2 separate regions of the Homo sapiens genome follow, and region 2 is linked to region 1. Evidence: chromatin loops called from intact Hi-C (ENCODE). Cell type or tissue: IMR-90. All regions are shown on one strand. Links, peaks and the distances in the headings refer to the core of each region. The heading gives the core; the rest is flanking DNA.

Region 1 (10,704 bases), core at 8,205-10,704:
ACAGGACAAGGTGAGTCCTGACATGGATGCTGGTGCAAGTGTGAGCAGAATAAATGTGTGGGGGGGGAGGAGGCCCACACATAAAGCTCTTCTACCTCTAGAGCAAACTGCCAAGCAGGGCGAGATTCATAAGTCAATTCGCATTACTCTCCACAAAGAATTATTTTATTTTTCTTTTCATTTCAAAATTATACCATTAGTGTATATGATCATTGTAAGCAGATGGCTAATTTCAGTTGAAAATATACACATCAATAATATATGGCATGTTGTTCTGTTTATTTTGCTGACTGCACGGAGACAACCATAAACAAATGGTCACACACACCGCCTTTACCTGAGACCACTTTGGGCTACTGAATGGTGGACTTAGAATGATTTTTAGCTTTCTGTGTTTTCTTTGCAATAAATAGTCAATGCTTTTGTGATAAGATTAAAACATTATTTTTTTAATGTAGTTTCAGAAAAACTTTGTGCTATCTTTCATAATTGACTTTAAAAATAAGCATTTAAAATATTTAATGCCTACAGACTTAAACTTTTGATGCAATTCCCTAACAAGCAGATAAATAAAATTATCCTAGTTGAAGTTGTGGCCTATTTAATACATAAATCTCTGAGTCCACAGAAGCTGTAGTAACAAACTTGTTTACTCAAATAAGTGAAAAAAAGGGAATATATACAATTTATGCTTAATCATTGAACTGTACAAACATTTCAAAGATTCTAAATCCCAGCTTTACAAAGAGGCTCAGCCTAGCAGTTGCAAACCAAAAGTCATGTAATATCACAGGTTTATTCCCAAGCCAGTGTTCTGTATCAAGTATACTTCGAATTTACCCCATTTTGGAAAACATGTACTTTTTCCATAAAAGGCTTTAATTTTTAATTAAATGTCAAAGCCTACAGTGAAGAAGAGAAGTCGAGTACAAACTGGTTCATCTGCAATTCCGAATGCAGATGAGCAGTCTGCAGTTCTGCTGTAATTGGCTGGTGTTTCCAGTCACCTCCTGACAAAGGATGCACGCTGCTCTGGATAAGCCCAAACCCTTGACCCTTCACCCCACCATGTACTTTGGGCCTGCCACATCTATACGGAGCTAGGAGAGCATTAACACCAAAGACCAAGGCTCCTTTCCGAAGTGCTCTGTGCACTTGGGAATACGAATACTCCCAAAGAAGGACTCTGCATCATGAGCATGTGAATTTGATGGCACACTTCATAAACAGGCAGGATCTTCAGTCTTGCATGTCTTCCATTTAATGCTAGATTGCTGCAACAGCTTAATAAGGTATTCTCTGAATGCCCCAAACATAAGAGTTTTGTTATAAAATGAATAAATAAAGGCAGGGCCTACGAAAGACACAGGCAGTAATAAGAAATACTTGGAAAATGTTTTTCCTTTTTTGTGGATAGCACTTTACTGCCCCCTTTTGCACTTTAACATCAGAACAAGTTTCTACGCAGACTTATTCTGAAATCAGAGAAATACTGGGGTGTAGCGATAGGGTGTCAGGTTTATACGGAATTAGGTTACCAGATACTACTGCTTAGAGTAAAAAGTAATTACCTTAAAACTTCCAGCGAGGGCACCACTATCTTCTCAGCGGCTTTAAACCTCCAAGAAATAAGGTAGTGATTGGAGGCTTTGACATTTTCTGCTTTAATTTGGATGTATATGTGTGTTGGAACAATTGCGTGTTTTCACAGGTGCCCCTTCTTTCACACTTTCCTAAAACAAATATCGTCTGCAACATGAACCTGATTTATTCAAGGAAAAGAAAAGGGGTCTAAGAGCAGGCTATACAATTTGGAACCATTAAAGTGTTATAAATCTGAGAGCAAAGACTAGATGGGTGGGGGTGGGGGGTACAATTCACACCAATGACAAGCAAAATCTTTTCAAGAAAAGGAAAGATGAGAAGCACAGAAATTCAAACACACGGTGAACTGATCGGCACACAAACCAGTTTAGCAACTCTTCAAGGTGAGGTGTATTTGTGCCTCTTCATCACGCATACCTTTGAAAAAAAGTAATTAAACTACAGTCTAAAGGAAAGTTTTATTTGTCAAACTTGAATCTGCAATAACAGAGCTAGAGGGCCCCCAGTTCCTGGCCCAAAGACCTCAACTTGTATTTGATACAGCTGCGTGTGATGCTGTGTATCCTTTTATTTAAACACAATCCATTTTCCTCTGTCAGTCTACAATTAGCATATGAGTCAAAATAATATTAAATTTCACAGCCCACAGTGCTGCACAATTGAATGAAAACTGACTCCTTTTGATGTTAATCTTGTTTTTTATTTGTGATGTAATGCTCAAAATCCTGCTGGCTGAAGTCAATTTTATTTTAAAGTGCTCAAAGACAGTATTCTCATAGTTTAAGCTTTTTTTTTTTTTCTTCAGGAAAATAACAGAAGTATTTATTTAATTTTTATCTGTGCCATGATTTTCACTGTCATAAAAAATTCACAGAAGGGCATACCTATAAATGGCTGAGGCTAAAAAATCATCTACTTTGGTATTAATCATCTAGAAATCTAACTTTAAGTGTGTGATCCCCAAATATCATTGTTGTCTTTTCAAAAGTTGAGACTAGTTAAATCTCTGTCATGAAATTAAAGACAAAACTCAACCACCTATATCAAAATAAAAATGCAGGTCTTTATTTACCAAAAAAACAAAAAAAAAACCACACACGCACCCCAAAAAAATCAGCCTATGAATTTTGTAGCTAGATAAGAAAAAATGTGGAGATTTGAAGAGTAAGGCTGGGATGCTATGTACAGTGGGCAAGTGAGAAGGGGGGTGATCTCACAAATGCCAAATTTCATCCTGCTGGCTTGATCACGCCAGCTCCATTACTAAAAGGAGGATTTCATAACCTTCAGAGACAAGATGCACTGCAGGCTTCTTTCCCAACTGTAATTTGTGTGCACCTGTACGGTCTTGTTCCAAACCATGCTTTCAGCAAGAGTCTATAAAGGAAGGTGGAACTCCTGTTATTTATAGGTGAGGCACCAGAAAGAAAAATGGTTTACATAGAGAAAGAAATTCAAAGGGCATTTCCAGCTGGTTCTCTCTTGTTTTAGATATGAGTGTTCAAATCCATTTGCTCATTTACCTGAATGGGAAAAATCGCGGAGATGAAAGGCTCACGTAAGTCATACAGGGAATGCCTTGGCATTGAAAAAACTCAAAGAAATGGAATTCAGCTACAGTGACAAGCATAACAATACTACAATCTAGAGTTAGGGAGAGCATATCTTTTGTTTTAACCCTCTGCCCATCCCTTTCCTTCCTACCATCATATTTTTTTTTAACTACAAAGAATTTTGCCTATTGACAAAAATGATTCACCCATGTATTATTAAAATGAAACCTTTCCCTTTTGGTGGGGCCAACAGCCCAGCGAGGGGCTGCCATTCCTGCTCCTCCAGGATTGAGTCTGTCTCGTTTACCATGGGACCCTCCCTCTGACCCCCGACCAGGTACCTTGCATAAATAGGGTGCTCAATAGGTGGCTGTGTAATTAAAGAATGAACAAATTAATAAGGCATAAGATGAGATAAAACTCTCCAAGTTCTCTTTTGCTATAAGAGATTCACCTTGCCAATCAAGTATAATCAGCCCAGTAACACAGTTTACAAGGCTGTGTGCAATTGCTTTACAAGCAGGCTGCTTCACAGATACCTCCTTCCTGGGCTTCAGAGGAGGGTCAGGGCTAGGTCTGCTGTGGGCGTATGACAGGAGACATTTTCCTGCACGTCTCAGGGCTTTGCCACAGCCCGTGAAGTTAGGGAAGAAAAGGAAGAAAAACAAAGCAGGCTACAAAACAGCCAGGTCTGTACTGCTACCATCAAAAGGAAGCAAAATCAGACTGGGTTCCTGACTTCCATACGGATCGCCCCCACAACTGTGTACCTTAGGAAAATAGAAACAGCGCTCCACTGTAACTTTGAGGACGACCCATTTATTTCCTGCTTAGTCACCACATTCAGCCTGGAATTACCTTGACCAAAACCCAAAAACACCCTAGAAGTTAAATACTATAAGTGATTCAAACAAGCAGCTACTGAGAACTGCATGAAAGTAATTGGACAAGGAGGAGGAAGGAGGATGTGCTGGGGACTCTGAGTTCTAAAAGGCATGAAGATTTGGTTGTTGGAGACCTCTGGCCGGCGGCTGCATGGTCTCCAGGTAAGCAGATGCTAAGCATGGTGAAAATGCAAACCAAGGGGCACCACTTGGAGTCAAGAGAACCCCAGGACCACCAATATTCACCGCCTGGCTTCCTTCAACAAATGGCTCCAAACTTGCAGAACATCAAAAGCCAGATGGGCTGTACTGAATGAATCCACCGGCAAGAAGCCAGAATCCCAGTTTGCTGTAGAAATAAGCCTGGACTTGATTTGAGTCTTCTCAGCTCTGACAAGCTGGAAGCTGGCACGGATCCCAAAATCCAAAATAAAATGGCATTTAATTGTGACTAGACTCTAAAAAAGATGTCATACTATCTCCTTAGCTTGACACACACTCAGCATCTCACCAAATGGATCTCCCCTCAAAAATCTGACCTCCTTTTCTCCCAACAAGGAACAATCAAATGTTACAATTTTTAAAAGGAAAATGTTACCAAAGGAATACTACTCAATATATGCATGACTATTATGTATTGTAATAACTCTCCAGTCATCCTTTAAATGGGCTGATCATTATTCTGTTTCCATTGGGTATAACCTTATTATACCCAAGATTTGACATAACCTTATTATATCAAAGATTCAAAGGTTCCATTTAAAACTACACGACCATCATAAGAAAGTGACTATAAATCAAAATGGATAATGACAGAATTAAACCAATTATACCACAAACTTTTTGATCCATCATGTATGCACTGCTTTAAGCAAATGCATGCTTAATTTAGTTATATGATAAAGACTACTCCATGCAACAGCATAAGCAGGAGGCAGAAGATTAAAAGAGGGACCCTGGCCCCAGACTAGCTGGGTTTAAATCCACTTATTAGTTCAATATGACTTTGGCTAAGTTAATTAACCAATTTGGCCACAGTCTCCCCGTTGGTATTATGGATATATTAAAAGTGCTTCCCTCATATGGTTACCATGAAGGTTTCAGGAGTATTTGTCAGGCAGTTAGAATAGCAGCTGGCACATAGTGAGTGCTATACACAAAATGCTGTTAATAAAACAACGTCCACCAGTTAAGCAGTTTTCTAAATATCATGTAATATCAATGTAAAAAATGCAATACTGCCCATCCCTCCAGGTTGAATTAATGTATTCATTCAACAACCCAACTGCTCACAGTACTCTCTACTAGAATATACAAAATGAATTCAAAGAGCCTCCTCTCAGTCCACAGTTGCACAGCTGAATGAGAAAGTCCAGGGTTAAAAGTGTTATTAGAAAGCACCAAAAGCAGGAAAGCAGAGGAGAGAGAACTTAATTTAATAGGACAAAAGAATTACAAAGGGTGTTTCATGTAGCAGAAAGTCATAAGGAATGAGTAGAAGTTTGGCAGGTAAACAAAATAAATTAACATCAAGAAGTTTAAGGTGAAAGTATTATGCTATAGTCTTTATTAACAGAGTATTTTAATTTTTTCCTTGTATGCAAAGGCAAATTGAACCACGGCCAGGCACACAGTACATATTCAACTGACTTTTATTAATAACAACTGGTGTTTGATTGATTGGTTCATTGTGCCAATCACGGAGCTTAGCTCTTTAAATACATTAAATGTTGACCAAAATTTTGTTACTCTTTTATTCAGCACTATTATGTTATTGTCCCTATTATAGAGATGGGACAACTGAGAGACACTAAGGCTACTGCTCCTAAAGCTACCCAGCTAATAAATGGCTAAACTGGGATTGGACTCACATAGCCAAACTCTAAAGCATGTGCCCTTAACTAAACTACAGTGGCACTTGCCCTACTGTCTCTGCGAAACTGAATTGCCTCACCTATCCATGATCATACTCATTTTGAAAAGCAGTAGGTACTGATAATTCTCACGTGAACAGGTAGCTGAAATCAGTGGCTTAGCTGTTCCTGTGAGGGATCTGTCTTGAGCAATGGCCGGATGCAGAGAATCCTGGGACGTGTTCACAGGTGGACGTGATAGACACACGCTGCCCTTGGCTGAAATACTGTTTCTTTGGCTTGCTTACTATTTTCTTTATTTCAGCTGTCTACTGTGACTTTGCTTAGAGATGCCCACAGTATTTCAAGACTCAAGCTCCTCCTCCCTAGGCTGTTTCCGGACCCCTCCAGAGGCAAATGCCATTCCCTTCTTCTGTGTCCCCACCTTGCACCAAGCACCTAACTCTAAATGTGCTTGCTCCCACCTGGGCTTCTCTCTACAGGACTTAGACTTTAAATCTCGAGGGTACAGGTCACTCTGCCTTGTATTGTTAGAGCCGAGTAACAGGCCTAACACTTAATAGTTGCTTGCTGAATTAACAACAAATACTCCACCATCAATGGTTAGATCCCTGATGCTCCCCCAACAAGGCAAGGACTACAGATTTCTTCAGAGATCCCCAAACAGCTTTAATGTTGAGTTGTTTTCCCAGAAAGGTTTGTGTAGGGCGAGGGTTCTCAGCATGGCCCTGAGGCAGCAGTTGCCAGCGTCACCTGGGAGCTTGTTAAACATGTCCATCTTCAAGCCCCACCCCAGACCTCAGGAATCAGGAACTCTGGGGGTGGGGCCCAGAAACCCCTGTTTTCTCAAGCCCTGCAGGGGATTCTGGTGCCCTAAAGTTCAAGAGCCAGGGACCTCTGAGCAGTCCCATCGTCTCAGGTCTCATCCATGTCTAGTAGCAGAAGGATGACAGTTAAAACAGGGTAAACTGCCATCAGCACAAATTCGGGTTGTCTGTCCATTCCACTAATACTTACTGGATGCCAATGCTGGATAGAAGTAGGGACTGATGAAATGAAGAAGGTGTGTCCCTGACTTTTAGGACAGGTAGAGTGGTGAAGGCTTGCATATCAATCATGACGTACCGTGTATATGGTTCTTTCTAAGTACATCTAAGTACAAAGTGCTGTGGGATTATGAAGAAAAGACTTAAAGAGATCACTCTTGATCTAGGTCATAAAGAGAGAGAACATGTCTAGGAGAAATCATGAACTTTACTGGACAGTCCATTATAATAATGATCCATTTTCCCATAGCAAGGGGGGGATTCAAGGCCTACGAGAACTTGCTTTTTTTTTAAATCTAAAATGTACCTCGAATATAGTTCTGGTAGATAAGTAAAAGATGACACTTTCTAACTTCTTCTGCAGCTAGGTACATTCTCAGCTGGTCTGGAACAGGATTTGCCTTGCCCCACTCACTCATGAGACAATTCTGATTCTGGGCAAATGTTTTAGGGCCATGGTAAGCCCAGGTAAAGGTGTGGAAAGAGCAAGGATTATAATTCATCAGCTATAACCCTAGGCTGGAAGAGATCAATTGAGAAACACTTCTGGCTCTGAAGGTCGGAAATTCTTTGCTATGCACACAGGTTAGGTGCCCCGCAGGGAATGTGGATTGGGAACAACAGTAGAATAGGCAGACAATAAGGAGCTGCACCCACCCCACTTAAACACACATCCACCCCTGCCAAAAATGCTAAAGCATCATTGGCTTTCCTCAAAGACAAACATGTTGACTCTAGTGGTTTCAAAAGTCTGGGTAGCACTCATAATTATTCTGGGGTGATACGAGAGTGGTGTACACAGAAAACATGGATAAGGCCGCAGTGGCAATGGGGACGTGGGTAGCAAGTATGGGAAGGCAGATACAAAAACTGTAATTAAAATTGGATGCAACAGGATTTAAATTGAGAAAATAAATTAGTAATATAAATAAATAATTATAATAATACATAAAAACAACAATAAAATAAAAATAATAATATAAATAAATTAAGTATGGCAGAACAGCAGTGGTTCATTCACAGCGCTCTAAATGTATGCCCACCACAGAGTAGTTTGAACGCTTACTTACTCGTGCTTTAGAGAATGAAAAGAGCACACTATTAATACTCCACTACTGTCCACTTTTTCTTCCTATCTTGTTTAGAGAATTACTAAGGGCAGAAACAACTTGTTTAATGGAGCTTTCCCTTGCTATGTTTTCTTATTTGAAATCAGCAAGTATGTGCTTACCAGCCACAGAATGCTTTGGACTAGAATTACATATTTGAATTTATACATGAAAGGAAAATATGTTAATAATCTAGAGCCACTGCTGATTGTCTGCTGGAATAACAGAAATAGGTTCGCCTGGCATTCAATGTGCATGGAAAGCATTTTATAACTGGTCACCTACTCTTTTCACTGGTTTGCTAGATCCTCCTTCCTTATCTCTAATACTTCTGAAATATCTTCTCACAGGTAGACTACAAAGCTAAATGTTGGATGAAGGTTAGTAAACAAACGGCAGGGCTTTCTTGAATGATTGCTTTAATCACTTTAACCCTGTTTCTGATAGAAAGCTGGAGGCCAGGGCAATTCAGCTTTTTCTTTTGTCATTTGCCTGCCATAAATATGCACCAGTCTGCGTTTGAAAAGCTGAAGGAGGCAGCAAGCTTGCTGGACATTTATCATGTTCTGTTCCCTGTTAACAAGCAAATACTTTAGTTGAATGGGCCATTAGCAATCACTGTCAAGTGTAGAATGCAAGGTGCTTGGATGTGAGCAGCCTGTAAATCAGGGGGTAGCCTCTCTCTGATGAAGCTAGACAAATGAAATGGATCTGTTAATACAGACTGCTGCATTAAGTTAGAAAAAGAAGGTAAAGTAACAGGCACTGGATATGGCCAGCCTATATGCAATACTTTAAAAATGTTTTGAGTCTATGAAAGCTACATAGTAATGGCTACAGTAATTCCCATAGAAACGAGAAAAACAGTCAACAAGGGCAATGTATCTACAGCCCCAAACAGATGCTCAAGTCAGTTGAGAATTTGGAACAAAATCAGTGAAATGGGTCTAAATTATAATATTGCTCATTTAATGACCATTTTTGTCAGACACAGAATCCAAGAGTCTAGAAGGGCCCTATGCTGCTCTTTAAAAAAAAAAAACAACAACAACAACAAAAAAACAGCACTGAATTCCCCTTTGTAAAACACACCAAGATGCACTCCATCAAGAAAGACACAGGGTGTTTGCAGCCTTTGGCATTTTCAATGTCTTGAGAGTTCAGACTCTTCCAAAGTGTGGAGACTTTCCTGTAATGCCAAATAGGGGGCAATCGAGCAAGTATTTCCTTCTGGCTTGACCCGATTGCGGATGTCACTCTGCATGGAACCCAATCGTGGTTTCAATGGCTTATTTTGTTTAATGGCTGAAATGGAAAGTATGGAAGGCAAAAACAAAAGTCTAGCTTACTTACAAGGTTGTTCAGGAGAGAGGGCGGGAAGACTCAACAGCACAGAGATTTTTCTGTTTTTGACTTTAAGGCTGGGCAGCACTAACATTTTTATAATCCTGTAATTTACACCACCTCTAACAGCCTGCCCCATTCAACTCAAAGTTTAAGACTCACATTTACGAGTAAAATTACATCTAGGTAGAGCCCACTGCTTTTGGCATATTGGATTACTACTCATTTGAATTAAAACTAAATTCCTCCCTCCCCTTTTAAAAATTGTATTTTATCTTTTTTTCCAGGGTGGGAAAGACAAAACTCACAGAAGAGCTCTGTGGCTGAGGGAGAGGGACAATGTGTCCTGTTTACCTTTGCTTCTCCCATGCAGCGGGAGAGGGAGCTGGGTCTGAAAAGATGGCTGAAATCAAAAGGTCTCTGTTTTCTTTTCAGATAACCCCAGCCCTACCTATCCCCTCTGGTCTCTGTTCCTTCCCAGCATGTCCCTGCCTGAAGCCCAAATAGATTAAGGCAACGACCGCGAAGTGCAGTTAATCCTACAGAACGGCTGCTGCTGTTAGGCCAGGAGTTAAAAAGGAAAATCTCCCAGGCCCTAACAACTGCAGTGATCTGAAGTTTTAATCAGCCCCAATCTCAATCTATAAAAAAGGCAGTCAATGAAATCTACCTTTGCCATATTATCCACCACCAATGAGCAAGAACTGAGCAGCTTTTCTTTACTGCCTCAGCCATCCCAGACCACAAGTAGAGCTTTCATACTTCCTAATCCCAGTTTCCAAGTCTGTGTGGTTCTCACATAATGCCCAACAGCCTGGAGGCAAGGGCCTTCGTCCCGCGCCCTTTTCAGAGACGTGTCATTTCTAACATCAAGCTAATCTATATGTTGCCATGGCTTCACCCTTTATCTGCCTTTACATCTTATGAACTGCATGGATTTACCACATTATTTTTATCTGAAAGACAGAAAATGGTGGTTTTATTGCCATACAATCAGATTACTGCTGCTAGTTTCTCTATGCCTTTTTACTATACTTCAATCAAAAGGGATCAGTTTCTTTATACTCTGCCCTTGATTTACATCACATCTGTAAAGACCTAGTCTGAGTTGTAATCCCCTTATTAACTATGACCAGGGTTGATTTGCCTAAAAATAAAAGCAAATTGTGTCAGACCCTTTCACTTTGTTTTTGATTCGGAACTACAAAATGGATTACTAAAGAAATCTTCAGAGTTCACACGGCTAGTATCGTGCTGAATTTAAAATGAGAATTAAACAAGTTAAACAG
Region 2 (12,524 bases), core at 4,828-7,327, 610 kb before region 1:
GGGCTCTCGTTTCTGTTTGGCTCTTCCAGTCATGCAGTGAGGAGGACAGAAATGGAAACACAGATTTTTTTAACGATGACCTTCATTTCCTGGGCCAAGATCTGATCCTCTAGATTCCTACTTCTTTTAAAAGTCATCGTCAATGTCTGCACAGCATGTGTCACCATGCAGGCTCTCTTGGAGCTCAGATGTGGTTTCTACAGGAAGTCCCACAGAAGCCGCAGTAATGCACATTTTCTTGAAATGGGAAAAGATCTTCTTGTGCACTTATCTCTCCTTTCTTAGTTCCTACCACAGGTAAATCAATCTGAAGTCTTTTGCTCGTTCTTGGAGGTATCTACGCTACGGATTAAGTTCAGCCGTATCCTACCATGTCTACTTGACAATAAGAAAAGCAGGTGTCTTGGGGTGCTGGCTTCTTTACCGATTCCCCTCTCTTGGCTTCACCAGTTTTCTCCTCTGGTCTTTCTGTTCCCTTAAAAATATTAAACAGTGAGCAGGGCTGGTGCCTGACCAATCCTCATGAGAGACAATCGTTAGTTCTGGTTTAGTGAGGGGAAAAGGCAGTTTGGTTCAGCACAAACATTACTGATGATTCCCTCAGGTTCTTCCTTTTCTAATTGTGGGAAAAGGAAACACCCAGCTCCTCCCCCACAGAAGAGGAGAGAGGCTCTTTTCATGAACTTTGCACTCCCTCCAAATTTACTTCCATCTCCCATTCCTTCATTTGAATTTGCCAGGAGACAATGATTATGATGATGGGGCTAGCGGTGATGGTGACTGTGCAGTGGGAAGATTAGCTCTGGAACTTCTCTTTGAGCCTTAAAAGGAGGTAGCGAGTTCTAATTACAAGCAGCTTTCTAAACTTGGAACATATGGATACATAGCACTTTTTATTTTCAGCTTCGGTTTTTAGATAAATTAATGGACTGAAAAAAATATTCCAGAAGATACCTCATTGCATATACAATTATTTCTTTCTCAAACCAACCCTACCAAAATGTGCGTTTCTTCAAAGCCGTAATTTCCAAAGATTGTCAGAGAAATAAGAGATGTCAGAGGAATAATAGGAATAAATGGGTCAAATTCCTATTAAGATGTGTGAGATTCATAACGCCTTAAGAATTTAGGGTTCTTTACCTTCATAAAACAAGGTAGACCAAAGAAAGACATCTTTAAAAAGGACATTTCACCCAGTTGGCTTAAGAAGATACATGAAATGAAAACTTCGTGGTATCCTTATATATTAGTTTGGGCTGCTGTGACAAAATACCACAGACTGGCTGGCTTAAACAACAGAAATTTATTTCTCACAGTTCTGGAGGGTGAGAAGTCCAAGACAAGTTGCAGGGGGATTCTGTTTTTGGTGAGGGCTTTCTTCCTGGTTTGCAGAAAACTGTCTTCTGCTGCATCCTCACATGCTGAGACAGAGATCATCTCTCTCCTGTCTCTACTTATAAGGGCACTAATTTCATCCTGAGGGCTTCACCGTCCTGACCGAACCACCTCCCAAAGGCCTCGTCTCCAAATACCATCACCTTAGGGTTAAGGTTTCAAGATATAAATTTTAGGGACACAATTCAGTCCATAGCATTATACCAATTTCAGCCTTGAATGAGTTTATTGTTATTCATCGGTGTCTCTGTGAAAGTTTCATCAAAATCTTTCCCAAGAAAAAGACAAAAATAATAGGATGATCTAACTGATACCACAGTTTTCTTCCAAATGAAATGTTAATAGCCTAAGAGAGGCTATTATTAACAACCTTCTTATGTCCCAGTATTTTTTTTTTAAGTTTAGAACAGCTAGACAAGGCAGTGCTTGGTTTGGGATGCTGATTGGATAACTGTCTAATTAGGGGAATAAAATCAGTGGGGTAAGATTCTGGCTGGAGGAAATAGACAGGGAAGATTATGATTTAGGAACTACTTTGATAGGAAAAGTCGGGAAAGCATGGCAACAACACAATATTTAGTAGGTAAAGAAATGGTCTAGTTTAGCCTCTCCTATCGAATTTCTATCTAGAAGGAAGTTAGGAGCAGAAATAATCTTGGGGTGGGAAGGGGATAGTGGTAATTAAGAGACTTCTCTTGGTAAATTTAGTGTTTTTAACAAAACCATATGTTTATTTTGAGTGCTTGAATAGACTAGTGGCAATTTCAGGAGGGCCAAATCTTTTAGACAACCACCCCTCAACAACACAAAGCAAACAAACAAAAATAACTTTCAATCACCACTGATCAGCTATGCTGTGAGAGTTGGGGATGATAGAATGACCAGAAAGGTTTAGAATAGCTAAGAGGGCCAGAAGAACGTAAAGTGAGCACTGTTATCTAGAAAGTGAAGATAAATCAGATAAACTGGCATCCAAGGGTTTGTAAATGATGTCTGCAAATGGCTTAGAAGGTTAACTCATGAAGGAAGAGGCAGCAGGTTAAACATTGGAATTCTTTTTTTTCTTTTTCTTTTTTTTTTTTTTCTTTTTTGAAACAGAGCCTCACTGTCACTCAGGCTGGAGTGTAGTGGTGTGACCTCAGCTCACTGCAACTTCCACCTCTCAGGTTCAAGCAATATTCTCCTGCCTCAGGAGAATATTGGGACTACAGGTGTATGCCACCACGCCCAGCTAATTTTTGTATTTTTAGTAGAGACTGGGTTTCACCATGTTGGCCAGGCTTGTCCCCAACTCCTGACCTGAAGTGATCTGCCCGTCTTGGCCTCCCAAAGTGCTGGAATTACAGGCGTGAGCCACCAAGCTCAGCCGGATTGCCTGGAATTCTGATAATGGAAAGAAGGAATAAATACTGGATCATCCATTTCAAACCCTTTTAATTTAATAAATAATCTCTTTAATGGCTGCTTAATTTGAGAAGCAAGACTGATTTTTGAAACCCTGATGGCTTTTAAAAAATAGAATGTATAGGTTGGGAAAGATGATGGAAGACCTATTGCCATTCATCTTACAAATGAAACATCAGGTATGTAGAATATATTATACTACAGCTTGAATTAGGAGTTGAATGTTCAACAAGGGACTTTCAATTTTCATAAGTGATGATACTTTTATTTGATAAAGAAAAGTTTGGAGCACTCATTTGAAAACCAGATTTTAATGAGCCCTTGTTAATGTTTATTGCTTTCAGTCCTCATTCGTGGCTTACAGTATATCTACTCGGAATAGCTCATTAACCTTGGCAAGTTTTCTGCATTGAGGCATAGGGATAGCCTGGCAGAAAATACAAGGTGCTTTGAGCACTTCAGAAAAAATTATATATACACATCTTGGCAAAAGTGATTAGCAGTCTCATTCGAAACAGCCCAAGTATCACCAAGTAAATCACATAGTGGAAAAAGTAAAAATAAAAGCCCAAAGCATTAAATGATTCTACTTGAATTGAAGAGAAGCATTAAAATCAACTGAGCAATCAGCAGTTTCAAGATGCCACTCAAGCAGATGACAAGCAAATTCCACAAACATCTAGGGCTGCCTTCAGCTTATCTCTGCTTGCTTATTTGGTCATATAGAGAGTATTATCTAATAATTAAGGTAGCCAATTAATAGAGCTGCCACAGAAAAATATAAGTATATTAACATCTCAGGTGATAATAGCTTGCTAATAGATGATAATAAATCAATATTTGCCTTCAACATTTGTTGGAAAAGCTTTTACCTTGAGATCTTTTGACTTAGTTGGAAGCATACAGAGACATTATAGCCCAGGTTTTCCCTCTTTAGTTTCTCTAACAGTGGGAGGGGTTTCCTCAAAAGCCTTATCTGCCTTAACAACCCTTGTACAGATATCTGATTCACTAACAAATTACTGTCTTTTATTCCCTATCTAGAGAAGATGTAATAATCATACTTGTTTTCTAATACTCAAGACTTTGAAAAATGATATTACATCTATATGACCTTTTATCTGTACAAAACATCAGGAAACTTTAAAAATCAGACAGGAACACTTTGGGAGGCTGAGGTGGGAAGATCATGAGGTCAGGAGATCGAGACCATCCTGGCCGACATGGTGAAACCCCGACTCTACTAAAAAAAAAAATACAAAAAATTAGCCAGGCTTGGTGACGGGTGCCTGTAGTCCCAGCTATTCAGGAGGCTGAGGCAGGAGAATGGCATGAAACTTGGAGGTGGAGCTTGTGGTAAGCTGGGATCGCGCCACTGCACTCCAGCCTGGGTGACAGAGTGAGACTCTGTCTCAAAAAAAAAAAAAAAAAAATCAGAGATGAAATTTAGACTAATTCTCAAGGGTCATTGGAATCCATATGTCACAATTAACATCAGAGTCACCCTTAGCGTAACCAGCCCATCACATTATATTTCACTATTTGCAAAGAGGAAAAAACAAAAATGAGCTTTAACTCTTAAAAGTATTGAAGTAATCTTAAAATGGGTCCACATTGGTTTTAATATTAAGAAGAAAAATCTTTAAAAACAAAAAGAAGCAATTTCTAAATAGATCCTCTGGTATGTTACAATAGAAGGTTATTATCAATTATATATTGAAGGAAATCTATATGAACAGCACATGCGTACTTGTGGTAATTAACTTTGATGTTTATGCCATCCTTTTCTTAAGCTAAAATATTTGAACAAATAAGAGAATGTGTATTTCCAAAAGAGACAATATGGGATAGTGTTTCGGAGTCTCTGCTCAGTAACTTAACTAGCTCTGAGCTTTTCTGCAAGTTACTTCATAGACTCCTTATGCTTCCTTTAGTTATCAATAAAAATAAAGGTAATAATACAAGAATTTAATAATAATTTAATGAAAAGATGTTTGAAAAATGCTTAGCAGAGCTCCTGGTGCCAGACACATAGCAGCTAATTATCTTAAGTAAAATGAAAATTAAAATTGGAAATATACATTTACATAGTGCTAGTTGTTTTAGCTTTGTTCGAGCTCGTTACAGAGCTTAACAGAAAAAAAAATTATAATTGGAATGCTCTAGAAGAAAGAATACTTGGGATGTTCCTCAACAACAAAACAATTCGAACACTGCAGACCCTAAATGGAGAAATCCGAAAACAGTAAAAAGCAATGGGGCTATCTTTAAGTGTCTTAGAAATGAAGTACATAAATTAGGATTAGTATATGGACTGTAAATAGAGTCATTAAACATATCGAAGAAAATGTGTTTTTTTTGGTTTGTTTGTTTGTTTGTTTGTTTTGAGGCGGAGTCTCGCTCTGTCGCCCAGGCTGGAGTGCAGTGGCGTGATCTCGGCTCACTGCAAGCTCCGCCTCCCGGGTTCACGCCATTCTCCTGCCTCAGCCTCTCGAGTAGCTGGGACTACAGGCGCCCGCCACCGCGCCCAGCTAATTTTTCTTGTATTTGTAGTAGAGACAGGGTTTCACCGTGTTAGCCAGGATGGTCTCGATCTCCTGACCTCGTGATCCGCCCACCTCGGCCTCCCAGAGTGCTGGGATTACAGGCGTGAGCCACCACACCTGGCTGAAGAAAATGTTTTTAGGAAATATTAGAACATAACAATCTAATGATTACATAAATTCTTTCTGTTTGAGTATATGAATGTTTATACGTGTGTGTATATGTTTGCATATACACACATATATATACAGATAACTTTATAATTCAAATATATATGATGATAGAACACACTTTGAAAGGAATTATATTTAAAATTTCCTTTTTCAGTGTCAAAAATGAAAGTAAGATCTTCTTATCCTATTATTCCTATGATAGGTTGATTACTTTCTTATGTTGTCAGACAAAGAATTTTTCACTGTTTTTGTAAATGTTCCAAGGTCTGAAAGCCAAATTATTTGGTGTAATTCCAAATTATATACAATTTTTTGGAGAAAAAGGCTTTCTGCCATGTTCCCATGGTTTTACTAATATGTTATGATTTGTTGAGTATCTATTCCAAGTTATATTCAATCTCCTAGAGAAAAGGTTTTGCATGTCCACATGCAATTATTCTAATATGAATTATTATTTTCATTTTGTATTTCACTGTTAATTTTATTTAAAAGTACCAAGGTTACGGTTTCTACAAGCAAAGTGGCAGATAATGTCCCAGAAGCATTTTCTCTCCTCCTTTTCTCTCTCTGATCTTCTGCATGTGCCTGCACACACACAGAGAAAGACACAGACACACACACACACACACACGAGATGCATAAACACATACACACAGCTGTGTGACACTCATTGGCCAAAAATGAAAGAATGTTGTAACCCATTACAAATCCCTTCCTGGGCCTCTTCAAGTGTCTAAAATTAGAGAAAGCCAAGCTAAATTCAGAGCAGCCTCCTCACACAACTGTAGTCAATGACCACAGCTGGCAACTTAAAGGCAAAAAAGCAAATCCTGAGACATGGCTAGGATCCACCACGGAAGCAAATCTAAATGGAAGCAGTCAGCGCCACACAGGGTGAGCTGGGGAGGGTCACCTGCATGTCAGTTGGCTCCAGCAACTGATACCAGGTCATTTCTTTTTTAAGTATTGCCCTCGGAGGCACAGAAAATAGCTTGTTTATACCCTACTCTTATCTTCTGCTTCTTATTCTTTTTCCATTTGTTTTATTTTTTCATTCTTCTGAGGCACAAAGATTACAAATTCAATCTGCAGGAATAATTTTATCATTTGGGGAACAGTATTAACTTGCTTGCCTCCCGGGGTGTGGATGGCCAAATTTATATCCTGTGTGAATGAATTCCCTCATGGGGTTACTTAATGTGAATCTGGCTTTGAGAACAGCCAAGTTCTTCCATTGTCCAAAGTATCTAAATAGTGGAGAATTCTGGAAAGCTACGGTATGGCTGACACACATTTGGCAATGTCGGACTGAGTCTTAGGATTCTGCAGAACCTTCCAAATATCAAGTGCAAAGAAGTGACACTGTCTTCTCAAAAGAAAACATTTATGCTGTAAAAAAGCATATGAAAAAAAGCTCAATATCACTGACCGTTAGAGAAATGCAAATCAAAACCACAATGAGATAACATCTCACACCATTGAGAATGGTGATATTACAAACTCAAGAAACAACAGATGCTGGCGAGGCTGTGAAGAAATCGGAATGTTTTTACACTTTTGGTGGGAATGTAAGTTAGTTCAACCATTGGAGAAGATATTGTGGCGATTCCTCAGAGATCTAAAACCGGAAATCCCATTTGACCTAGCAATCGCATTACTGGGTATATACCCAAAGGAATATAAATCATTCTACTATAAAGATACATGCAAGCATATGTTCGTTGCAGCACTATTCACAATAGCAAAGACATGGAATCAACCCAAATGCCCACTGATAATAGAATGGATAAAGAAAATGTGGTACATATATACCATGGAATACTATGCAGCCATAAAAATGAGCAATATCATGTCCTTTGCAGGGACATGAATGGAGCTCAAAGTCATTATCCTCAGCAAACTAATGCAGGAACAGAAAACCAAACACCGCATGTTCTCACTTATAAGTGGGAGCTGAAATGAGAACACATGCACACAAAGAGGGGAAAAACACACACTGGTGCCTGCTGGGTAGGTGAGGGAGAGCATCAGGATAAATAGCTAATGCATGCAGGGCTTATTTAATACCTAGGTGATAGGTTGATGGGTGCGACAAACCACCATGGCATACGTTTAGCTGTGTAACAAACCGCACATCTTGCACATGTATCCGAGAACTTAAAATTTAATTTAATTTAATCAAAAAAGAAAGCAATGACACTGTGTTTCTGAATGCCTTAAAAATAGGTTGATAAACCTATTTTGCAATGCTCTGTGAATACAAACATTAGCACTCTTCTTGGAGGTAAACTTTAGTATCACACATTTTGCAGGAAACTTTTAGAGACTACTGATATGATAATAAGTATGATAATGTCATACTTACATGATATAATAAGATAGGTGCATTTTTTAATTAGTCAAATGAAAGAATCGTGCAACACAAGGTGCTGGCTCTCTCATCTTTGCCTGAGTCTCATAGCTGTGCTGAACTTTTCACAGCCAACTGTTCATGGAAATCATGAGCTCTTCCTGGTCCAGCTGAGGACACAGCTTCTGCTACATGTCTGGGATTGTACAGAGAAAGAAAGGAAGACTCATGGCCCCAAAACACTAGGAAACAGAAAATCTGAATTCCAGAGTCTGTTCCATCTGAGAATTGCTGAGTGTAACTTTAAGCAAGTTACATTTCAGGACTTCGGCTCTCAATCTGTAAAACAAGGATAGCAAATCATCTTCTACCTACCCCAGCATTGTTGTGGAAACTAAAACAGATATTTGATGTGAAGCCACAGTGAAAGTTATGAATAGGTACAGAAACACTTAAGATAATTCTTTTGTGCTTGAAAATATTAACCATTTATTAATTTAGCAAACTTTTGTAGAAAGTCTATTATGTGCTGCCTACAGACTATTGGATGGGTTGCTGGTTAGATATTCTAACTTCAGGACCTTTTTGGGTGACCTCCAAATCTGCTCATTGGCTGTTTATCCAGACTGGAAATATGCATGCTAAATAGTTCCTCAAGGCCGCCGCCCAATAGGTAAACTCCAATACACACTTTACATTATTTAATAACTTACTATAGAAACAAGAAGACAAGTGGGATGGATGCAACCCATGAGCTTGTTAAGGTCGTTAGTGAATGGAATAATGGGTATTAAACATACATAGAAAAGAAGGGAAGGATCAAGAGACACCCAGTGTTCTCAAGACACTAAATAAACATAAGCCATCAGGGTGGGAAGTATCCAAGTTACTCTAAATATGGACGAGCCATGATACAGCAAATATACAAGAAACATTCAGTCCTTTCTCAGGACACACTAAATATACACGAGCACTCGGTATGCCTGAGACCTTGACTTAGCCGCCGACTGGTGACACCCACTCTGGTCCCAGAGTCTTCTGCCCCAGCAATGCAATAAATCCCAGGGCTGTTCAGCTAGCTGGGGACAATCCACAGCCATCTTCCAGGCTTACTTATCCCTGTGTCTCTCCAGGAGACCAAATGAGTGCTATTAACCCGGGACATCTTGCTCAAACCTCAATTACTCCATCTGCAGGAAAGATGGATGTGGCATTGAGAGAGAGCCTGTGCGTGTAGAAACACTGCACATCCTGGGATTCAGGAGTACGACTCCTCCACCCCATTTGCACCCTATCCTAACTGTTAACTTACCCCATCTACTCTCCCTTGGGTCTAGATGCAAACTGATTAATACACCATGGTCTATGAAAAGTTTAAGTTGGTCTATGATTTTTTCTGTTCAGTCACCTGTGGGATCACTTTCTTAGGATTGTACTTATAGTCTACCAATGCACAGAGCGAATCTCCCACACGACAGCACTCTTCTAAAGCAGCTGCAGAGTTTGACCCTACGAACTAACCCTGACAATCAGACGCCATCCGACATCCCTGCTGTCCCCACCAATGTTGCTATGCTAATGCCACAGTGTCCTCTGATCCTGTTACTTGGATGACAGGAACTCTTAAGCCATACAGCTATTGCTAAAATTAACACCTTCTATTAATTGAGGTCTGGTCTAAGCCCTTTTTATCTATCATTTCATTGAATTGTCATGGGAAACCAGTGATATTAATGGTATAATTATCCTTCTCAGATGAGGAAGCTGATATATAAAGATAAAGTTGTCTTGATCAAGAGCTAAGGTCACACAGCTAATAGGAGGTAGAGCTTAAACGCAATCTGAGCATTGTGGCCCCAGAACCCTCACTTTAACTCCCACGTTCAAGGCTGTCTGTGGCCTTCGTGCTTGGCCTGTGAATTGTACAGTCTCTTAATGCACGTGACCCTCTTGAGCCTGTCAATGAAGCTCACTTTTTGTTATCTCCCCCACACCTCAGTGTACTTTGGATTTGAGAAAGAGACTATTTTAAAGGAGAGATCAGCAGGAAGCTAAGGGAACTGCATCTCAGGCTGGAATAAGGCTTTAAATTAAGAATAAATGCAAGATTCTGAGTTGTGTCCAGTGGTTAAGCCCTGGACGAAGGTGAGGGCCGAGGCAGTGTTCCCCTCGAAAGCTGCTCTTTGCTCTACAGTTCTTCACCACTGGGGAAGCTTAAGGGTAGATGGAATGAAAAGAGACTTACACTGTCACATGCAAGAGATTTAGGAAGCTTCATAAGAAATTGTTAGGAGGTCTTCATTTCATCTCAATTAGATCCCATTCTGTTCTTTCTAATCCTGCTCCACAAGGCTTTTCCTGTAACTTCACACATATGATCGTATTTAGTCCACATCCAATCCTGTAATGAGGCAATGACTCTATTTTACTTTATTTTTTCATTTTTATTGTTACTATTTTTTTTTTCCATAGAGACAAGGCCTCACTATGTTGCCCAGGCTGATCTTGAACTCCTGGGCTCAGGTGATCCTCCCACCTTGGCCCCCCCAGTGTGCTGGGATTACAGGTGTGAGCCATTGCACCTGGTCCCTGTGACTCTGCTTTAGAGATGAGAAAATGGAGGCTCAAAACTTGCAGTAATAGCCCCAGGTTACAATGCTGATAAATCATAAAAGTTGATTATGATACTGGCCTTGATGACAGCAGGATACGTTCTTTCCATTTAATCTCATCACTGGTGAGCCTACACTGATAAGAAATTCACAGTCATATTGTCACACTGCCTTTTCACCCGGTTCTATAAGGCACTCCCTGGCAATGAGTCATTCCTGCCTCAGCCCTTCTTCCGGAAGGAGGGGCTTGACCGGGCAGAGCAGCGGCTGATTTCCCGGGAGATCAGAAAGATGCAGATATGAGCAGGAGAAAGGACAGGAACTGGAAACCCGTAAACTGGGCAGAATTTAAATGCTCCTTTTCTCTGAGAGCGGTCCATTTTTACACATTGCAGAAATTTTCTCTGCTCCCACCTCCAAACTCACTCACAGTCCTTGATGTTTTTTGGCTGCATCAGCATATCCAGCAGTCAGGTTTCATAATTATCTTGTTGGTCACATGTGGCCCACATTTTCAGACATTCCGGAAATACACCGTGTGGTCTGTGCATCCACACACCTAACAGATCACTCGGGCAGCGCCGACCTGCAGAGCGACTCACCTCCCGTGTCATCTACCATCTGTGCTTACCTTGTTGCAAGAGGCAAGAAAATTCAGATGACATGGATTTGTTCCTGATTAATAGAACCGTAACCATTAATGAGCACAACTAGCACTAATATGCTTTTAAAACAGGAGCAAATTAGGCCTCTATGTGGTTGTAATATGTTATCAGCTAATTGATCGTTGCTGTTTTTTGTGGATTGTTAAAAAACAATGTGGATAAAACATGGTGGGAGGGATTTTAAAAAACAATGCGGATAAGGAGACTATCTATGAAATAAACAAATGTTTAATTAAATTAAAATTGTACAATTCTTTTCACTTGTTAATTTTTTTAAGAAATCCTTTGAAAGAGTGCTTCTAATTAAAACCCAGATCACTGGACCCTAAAGTACAGCAAAGGGACTTCAGGAGACTTTAAAGTGACTGCAGGAAGCCCAAGAATCCATATAGATTGAAAGTCGTAACCACCTTTGGCATATTTATTACCATTTTCACATTTAAAATTACTATTTTCAAATGCAAATTTTCACTGAACAAAATGGAAATTCATATGCAATTGATACTGAATTCCTAGTAACTTTTGTTCTTAATCATTTAATTGATTCTTTTCTAAAAGTACACTTTCTTTTTTAGGAAAAAATCTGAGAGAAAAGGTCATTACAAAGTTGTCCTCCCATTCTAGGGGTCTGGGAACCACTGATCTAATCAGGTTCTCTTTTTCTGGTATTGCACCCATTTGAGTCACGAAGAGTGAACTTTTGACACAAGCTGTCAAGATTTCCTCATAGACACGAGTGATCTATATCTGAGTCAGCCTGGGATTTCTTCGTTTCTTCCTTTGCCTTTGGTATTATTTGTGCAAATCAGCATTGTAAACCATTTTCCAGTGAGTTGTAATAGAAACCCAGGGCAAAAGGTCACTTCCGTTTTGGAGCCTCCCTGACTCTGCAGAGTTGCTCCCTCTGTCCTCTGCCCCAACACAATGCCTCATAATCCCCCTATTATACCCCTCAACTCAAAGCTCTTCTACCAGCTGCTTACATTATCTCCAAAAGAAAAGGGAAAGCTGAGATCCTGCTCCTTGGGAGAAGGTAGCTCTAGATCCAGAATCCTAAGTGTAAACATGTTACAGTAATTACAACATAGATGGCATCTACCAAGCACTAAATGAACCACAGGTAATACTGATCATTGATAAAAGTTAATTCTCTTTACACCACTTCTTCTTGATTCTGGCCCTTATAACATGATTTAGAGACATCAGTAAATTCAGAGGGTAATAACACTAAGCATGGAAAACAGTGACCCAGGAGAAGGCCATGGAGTAGGGATGGTACAATAGGAGAATGAATGAAGAAGATACAGGCTTTTCTAAAAAATGGTGAGGAAAGTGAGGCAAGAATCCTGGAGGCAAGTTAGGCAGGTGGTAAGAAGGGTAG

Evidence for each region. A loop is a pair of places that touch in the nucleus more often than their neighbours do. Peaks named below come from ENCODE experiments on the same cell type or tissue, not always from the same donor. Only the 100,000 strongest peaks of a DNase experiment are listed, where the experiment ranks them.
Region 2: it touches region 1 in a loop (10-fold over the local background); 8 of 110 quality-filtered maps call a loop at or near these places.

What each region holds. Positions count from the first base shown.
Region 1 is chr13:106,519,370-106,530,073 of GRCh38, forward strand. The region is part of intron 1 of EFNB2 (ephrin B2); the gene reads right to left. Among named protein-coding and RNA genes, the nearest start is that of EFNB2, 11 kb to the right of the region's middle. RefSeq lists an enhancer at 7,236-7,889. In IMR-90, for the core only: no CTCF peak of the experiment used is centred there; no DNase peak of the experiment used is centred there.
Region 2 is chr13:105,908,611-105,921,134 of GRCh38, forward strand. LOC124903244 (a long non-coding RNA gene) reads left to right here. Exons shown (of 2, transcript XR_007063937.1): 2 at 1-1,096. Among named protein-coding and RNA genes, the nearest start is that of LINC00343, 210 kb to the left of the region's middle. RefSeq lists an enhancer at 10,178-11,377. In IMR-90, for the core only: no CTCF peak of the experiment used is centred there; a DNase peak (open chromatin) is centred at 6,201; H3K27ac peaks cover 209 bases.